Regions from separate parts of the Homo sapiens genome. Here region 2 is linked to region 1. A link is an interaction called in ENCODE POLR2A ChIA-PET data of the cell type or tissue named here. Cell type or tissue: endothelial cell of umbilical vein. All regions are shown on one strand. Links, peaks and the distances in the headings refer to the core of each region. The heading gives the core; the rest is flanking DNA.

Region 1 (2,907 bases), core at 292-2,791:
CTTCCTCCAGCTCCTTCCCCTGCTGCTCCTTCCCCTGGCTGTCTCAGCCTACTCTCCTCTCCTTCTCAGCCCTTCTCTCACACTTTCCTATGTGGACACGTGTGATCCTTCACACCCACACTCATTACCCTAACACTCATTTGGCACCCCATACACATGCCCACTGTGTCACGCGCATACCAGCTATGCCAGCTATGCACTCCTGGTCTGTAGACCCCTCCAGACGACTCACACCCTTGCTCACACACCACAGAGGGAGTATACTGGTTGTGCATCGATGCTAGTGACATGGTCACCTTAGAGACATTTTTGCCTGCCTTCACCCGTCACTGTCTGGGGAGATGCAGGGATCGGTGGGATTAAAGTTGAGAGGGTTACGTCCCCAGGCCTCAGGCTGAGTACTGCCTCTCTGGGCAGCCTGGAGTAGGGGAAAGACAAGGGAAATGCATGGCTCAAGGCCAGGGGTGTGTGGAAACGTGCACCTCATTCGCAGACCTGCTCTTGGCTGCCCACTGTGCTCGTAGAGACCCTAGAGCTGCACTCCGCCTCCTGCTCCCACAGCCTCCATCGTCCTGCAGAGATGGTGGTGTCAGATGGAGCCCTGCCTGCCGGGGGAGGAGTGTAAGGTGCTCCCGGACCTGTCGGGATGGAGCTGCAGCAGTGGACACAAAGTCAAAACCACCAAGGTACCCTGGGTGGGCACCTCATCCCACCCTCCCCTTCCCTCTCTACCAAGGGCAGAAAAGGGGGCACAGGAGCCTTGGAGGTCTAGGATGTCAGTGTCCCAAGGTGAGATCGTGAACCATGAAATTCACAGACAGTCCTCTCAGGTCTGTTCTCACTGGGGACTGGAGTTAGGGGGGTCAGGACTTGAAATCCAGTGTGTCCTGGGAAGATTCTTGATGTCCATATACGCTGGTTTCCTCCTGTCTGCCTGGAATTAGTTTGCCTCCAGAAAATATCAGGCCTATAAAAACATAGTCCATGGAATACTATGCAGCCATAAAAAATGATGAGTTCATGTCCTTTGTAGGGACATGGATGAAATTGGAAATCATCATTCTCAGTAAACTATCGCAAGAACAAAAAACCAAACACCGCATATTCTCACTCATAGGTGGGAACTGAACAATGAGATCACATGGACACAGGAAGGGGAATATCACACTCTGGGGACTGTGGTGGGGTGGGGGGAGGGGGGAGGGGTAGCATTGGGAGATATACCTAATGCTAGATGACGAGTTAGTGGGTGCAGCGCACCAGCATGGCACATGTATACATATGTAACTAACCTGCACAATGTGCACATGTACCCTAAAACGTAAAGTATAATTTAAAAAAAAAAAAACAACATATTAGAGCAGCAAAAAAAAAAAAAAAAAAAAAAAAGAGCTTAAAACAGAACTACCATTCAACCCAGCCATCCTATTACTGGTATATACCCAAAGGAAAATAAATCATTTTGCCAAAAAGACACATGCACTTGTATGTTCATCAAAGCAGTATTCATAATAGCAAGGGCATATAATCAGTCTAGGTGCCAATCAACATTGAATAGGATAAAGAAAATGTGGCACTTATATACCATAGAATACTACACAGCCATAAAAAAAATAATGTTTTCTGTAACACCCTGGTTGCAGCTGAAGGCCATGATCCTAAGGGACTTAGCATGGCAACGGAAAATCAAATACCACATGTTCTCACTTCTGAGAGCTAAACATTGGGTACACATGGACATAAAGATGGGAACAGTGGACGATGGTGACTACCAGAGCAGTGAGAGAGGGAGGGGAGCAAGGGCTGAAAAACTACCTATTGGGTCCTATGCTTACTACATGGGTAATGAGATCAATGGCACTCCAAACCTCAGTGTCATGCAATATACTCATGTAACAAACCTGCACATGTAATCCCTGAATCTAAAATAAAAGTTGAAATATTAAAAAAAAAAAAAAAAAAAACATAGTCGAGAATGGGAAAAATTATAAGATAATTGAGGGAGGAATTGCTACTTCTACCTGAGCTCCAGGTACAGTAGTCACTCTGTCACTCACCTCTGCCGTGACCATCCCCCACCCCCACCCCATTCCCACTGTTGTTGACTCCCTACAGTTCATACCTACCCTCCTCTAGTCAGATTTCTCTGTCCACTGTCACAGCACCCAAGAGGATTATTATTTTCATGGTTTGCTGCCTGCTCCACAGAACAAGGGGTAATTAAATTTTTTATCAAACTCGTTAGCAGCTCCATGTGTGTCATGGCTAATCAGCCGCATTGCTCTGCCGTCACCATTGGTACAGAAGAGTGACACTGCAGGGCAAGCCAGGGTTCTGCCTTTGGCTTTCCTTCCCTCCCACCACACACAGCAAACAAGCAAACACATAAGAAAATAGAGAAGGAGGGCTGGGTGCGGTGGCTCATGCCTGTAATCCCAGCACTTTGGGAGACAGAGGTGGGTGAATCAAGAGGTCAGGAGTTCAAGACCAACCTGGTCAACATGGTGAAAACCCGTCTCTACTAAAAATACAAAAATTAGCTGGGCATAATGGCACACGCCTGTAATCCCAGCTACTTGGGAGGCTGAGGCAGGAGAATTGCTTGAACCTAGGAGGCAGAAGTTGCGGTAAGCAGAGATCATGCCACTGCACTCCAGTCTGGGCGACAGAGTGAGACTCCATCTCAAAAAAAGAAAAAAAGAAAAAAAAATAGAGAAGGAAAGGCAGCCTTTGGCTTCTGAAGAGAGCAACCATTTTCACAGAGCACACAACAAAAGGAGCTACAGCAAGAAAAAGTTTGGCTCTAAAGTAGAGCATCCTCTCTCTATCCGGAGGCAGGGATGAGGGACAGCCATTCTGAGTATATTTAAGATCAGAAGAGAATGAGACCCACTACAGAGCTTGTGA
Region 2 (2,869 bases), core at 370-2,869, 120 kb after region 1:
CAAAATTAACTGAAGATGCCCACTGTTACTTCTGTTTAACCATGTGTTAACCATGTAGTTATGGGAACTACAATGACGTTCACTACCTTAGAGAAACTTACAATCTTGGGCCAGGTGCCGCACTTCACAACTATAATCCTAGCACTTTGGGAGGCCGAGGAGGCTGAATCACCTGAGGTCAGGAGCTCGAGACCAGCCTGGCTAACATGGTGAAACCCCATCTCTACTAAAACTACAAAAAATTAGCTGCGTGTGGTGGCAGGCACTTGTAATCCCAGCTACTCGGGAGCCTGAGGCAGGAGAATCACTTGAACCCGGGAGGCGGAGGTTGAGGTGAGCCAAGATCGCGCCACTGCACTGCAGCCTGGGCAATAAGAGCGAAACTCTGTCTAAAAAAAAAAAAAAAGAAAGAAAAACAGAAACTTACAATCTGTTACAGGAGACAGCAAACAAAAATAATACAAGGTTCGGCTGGGCGCGGTGGCTCACGCCTGTAATCCCAGCACTTTGGGAGGCCGAGGCGGGTGGATCTGAGGTCAGGAGTTCAAGACCAGCCTGGCCAAGATGGTGAAACCCCGTCTCTACTAAAAATACAAAAAAATTAGCCGGGCATGGTGGTGGTCACCTGTAATCCCAGCCACTCGGGAGGCTGAGGCAGAGAATTGCTTGAACCCGGGAGATGGAGGTTGCGATGAGCCGAGATCGCGCCACTGCACTCCAGCCTGGGCGACAGAGCGAGACTCGTCTCAATAATAATAATAATAATAATAATAATAATAATAATAATAATAATAATAATAAGGTTCACGTACTACAAAGCAGAGAACAGGGAGGGGAAGGAATTAGAAGAGAATTTCTATGGGCAGAGCAAAGTCATGGGTCACGGGAATCACGAACTGGGGAAAATTATTTGTCAGGTTTAATTAAAGGAAGAGGAACAAATAGAGTTTAAAGATTAGAAGGTTACAGGTGGCACCCCACAATCCCCAAAACAAACCCCACCTCGGCTCAGCCCCAGTCACCTCCCAAGGGGGTATATCTTGCCCAGAGAGCCTGAAGGCAGGGGCATTTGTTTTTACAGCCCAGTCACTATTCTTCCAGACAAAAAAAGCATTTCCTGTGAGGATGAAGTGATTACCCCAGGTCACCTGGCCACATTCCTCTCCGGGAGCTGGTGGCCACACCACCTGGCCGCCCCTCCACTAGCGCCGCGCTCCGAGGTCACGCAGCTGCCTGCGAAGCCCTCAGTGAGGCCGCCTCCCACCCCCTGGAGACGTGGTCTCCCCTCCCGCGAGGGTCCCTCCGACCCCACCCGGGCAACTAGGGCACCGCGGGCTGTTACCCAACTAACCATTAAGCGCGGAGCCGAGCGCGTGCGTGGCACGGAGAGGCGGGGCGGGTCTGGTCTGCGCTCTCGGCACCATGCGGCCCCCAAGACGTAGAGCTTCCCTGCCTCGGTTTGAAGGGACCGCTGGGCTGCCTGATTACGCGCCCCCGGCCGAGCCTGCGCACTGGGGACGCAGTCGGCCCTCGCGTCCTCTGCTGCCCGAAACAAGCGCGTGGAAAGCTTGGTCGGGGCTTCTCACAGCCGCGCGCACAGACTGGTTCTCCCCCCGCGTCTCCCGGGAGCGTCGCCGCCACCTGCACGCGTCCGGCACACAAACGTCGGTCTCACCCCTTAGTTTCTGGAAGAGAAAAAGGAAAAGCCACCGAGAGGCCTGACCCTGAGGGGTCGGGGGGAGATGCGGGCGCGTAGTAGAGGGAAGCGACTGAGGAGCGGGGACTGGGCAGCATTTGAATGGATGCGGGTGCCGCTGGCACCCGGGAAGACGCCTGGGAGCCGGCGCTGGGGAGCCGGGCATGGGCTGGGATGTGTTTGGATTCCAATCTGGGCCTGACACCAGTTCAGTGACCTCGGGAAGTTCCCCAACCCTGCGGGCCTGTTTCCTCCCTCTGAAGTGGCGACAGTAATAGAACCGACCTCGTAGGCTCATCGGGAGGTCCTGATGGGAGAACCCATGCAACTTGCCACCACAGAGCCAGGCCCGCGGCGACTGGCTCCTGGTGGGTATTAAAGACGAGTCGGGAAAGAAGAGCAGGTAAGAGGGCGGGGAGACTGGCCCAGTGGGTTGGGGTGTGCACCTCGGCCACGTGGAAAAGCGAGAATGCAGGGGCCGGACGCTTATGGACGATGCATATGTGGGGCCGGATAGAATTGTGGCAGGCGGCGCTGGGGCTGATGCGCCTCACCCAGATTATCCTCTGTAATCCTCACAGCCCTGTGAAGTGGGCCCTGCCATGAACATTTTGTAAATAAGGCACCCGAGGCTCAGAGAGGTGAAGTAATTTTCCAGACAGCCCAGCTCGTCAGCGGCCAGCATTTGAAGTCACACTCCAGAGCCTGTTTTTATCATAATAGCCGCTGTGACCGCATAACCAACGTGTGTGTTGAAGTGATCAAATAACCATGGGGTGGTCTCTGATGTCCAGGACTTTTGAGAAATACTGAAAAAGTATGAGGCAAGGCCCCTGCCTTCAAAGAGCTTTCAAGTTTATGGGAGAGACTGAGTCAGGCGCAAATTAACCAACATCTGTTGAGCACTTACTGCTTGCCAGGACCCTGCCCTTCTCTCACTGTCTTCCTCCCTTCCAGGACTCACCCCCTCACTTACCCTTCCCCTCAATTCTCACAAGAGATTGAAGAAGGGTAGAGACTGGAGGATGAGGCTGGGCGCGGTGTCCCATGTCTGTAATCCCAGCACTTTGGGAGGCCGAGGCAGGTGGATCACCTGAGGTCAGGAATTCAAGACCAGCCTGGCCAACATAGCGAAACCCCCCTCTACTAAAAATACAAAAATTAGAAGGGTGT

Evidence for each region. Peaks named below come from ENCODE experiments on the same cell type or tissue, not always from the same donor. Only the 100,000 strongest peaks of a DNase experiment are listed, where the experiment ranks them.
Region 2: POLR2A ChIA-PET joins it to region 1 with 5 read pairs; 5 of 35 experiments call an interaction of 5 or more read pairs at or near these places.

Annotation. Positions count from the first base shown.
Region 1 is chr1:112,723,452-112,726,358 of GRCh38, forward strand. It overlaps TAFA3 (TAFA chemokine like family member 3), which reads left to right. Exons shown (of 6, transcript NM_182759.3): 5 at 562-686. Among named protein-coding and RNA genes, the nearest start is that of TAFA3, 6.0 kb to the left of the region's middle. RefSeq lists a silencer at 393-597. In endothelial cell of umbilical vein, for the core only: no CTCF peak of the experiment used is centred there; no DNase peak of the experiment used is centred there.
Region 2 is chr1:112,848,329-112,851,197 of GRCh38, forward strand. LINC01356 (long intergenic non-protein coding RNA 1356) reads right to left here and starts at 2,315. Exons shown (of 7, transcript NR_103746.1): 1 at 1,352-2,315; 2 at 626-722. It overlaps LINC01357 (long intergenic non-protein coding RNA 1357), which reads left to right and starts at 1,529. Exons shown (of 2, transcript NR_189282.1): 1 at 1,529-2,099. In endothelial cell of umbilical vein, for the core only: no CTCF peak of the experiment used is centred there; a DNase peak (open chromatin) is centred at 1,493; H3K4me3 peaks cover 1,800 bases; H3K27ac peaks cover 1,069 bases.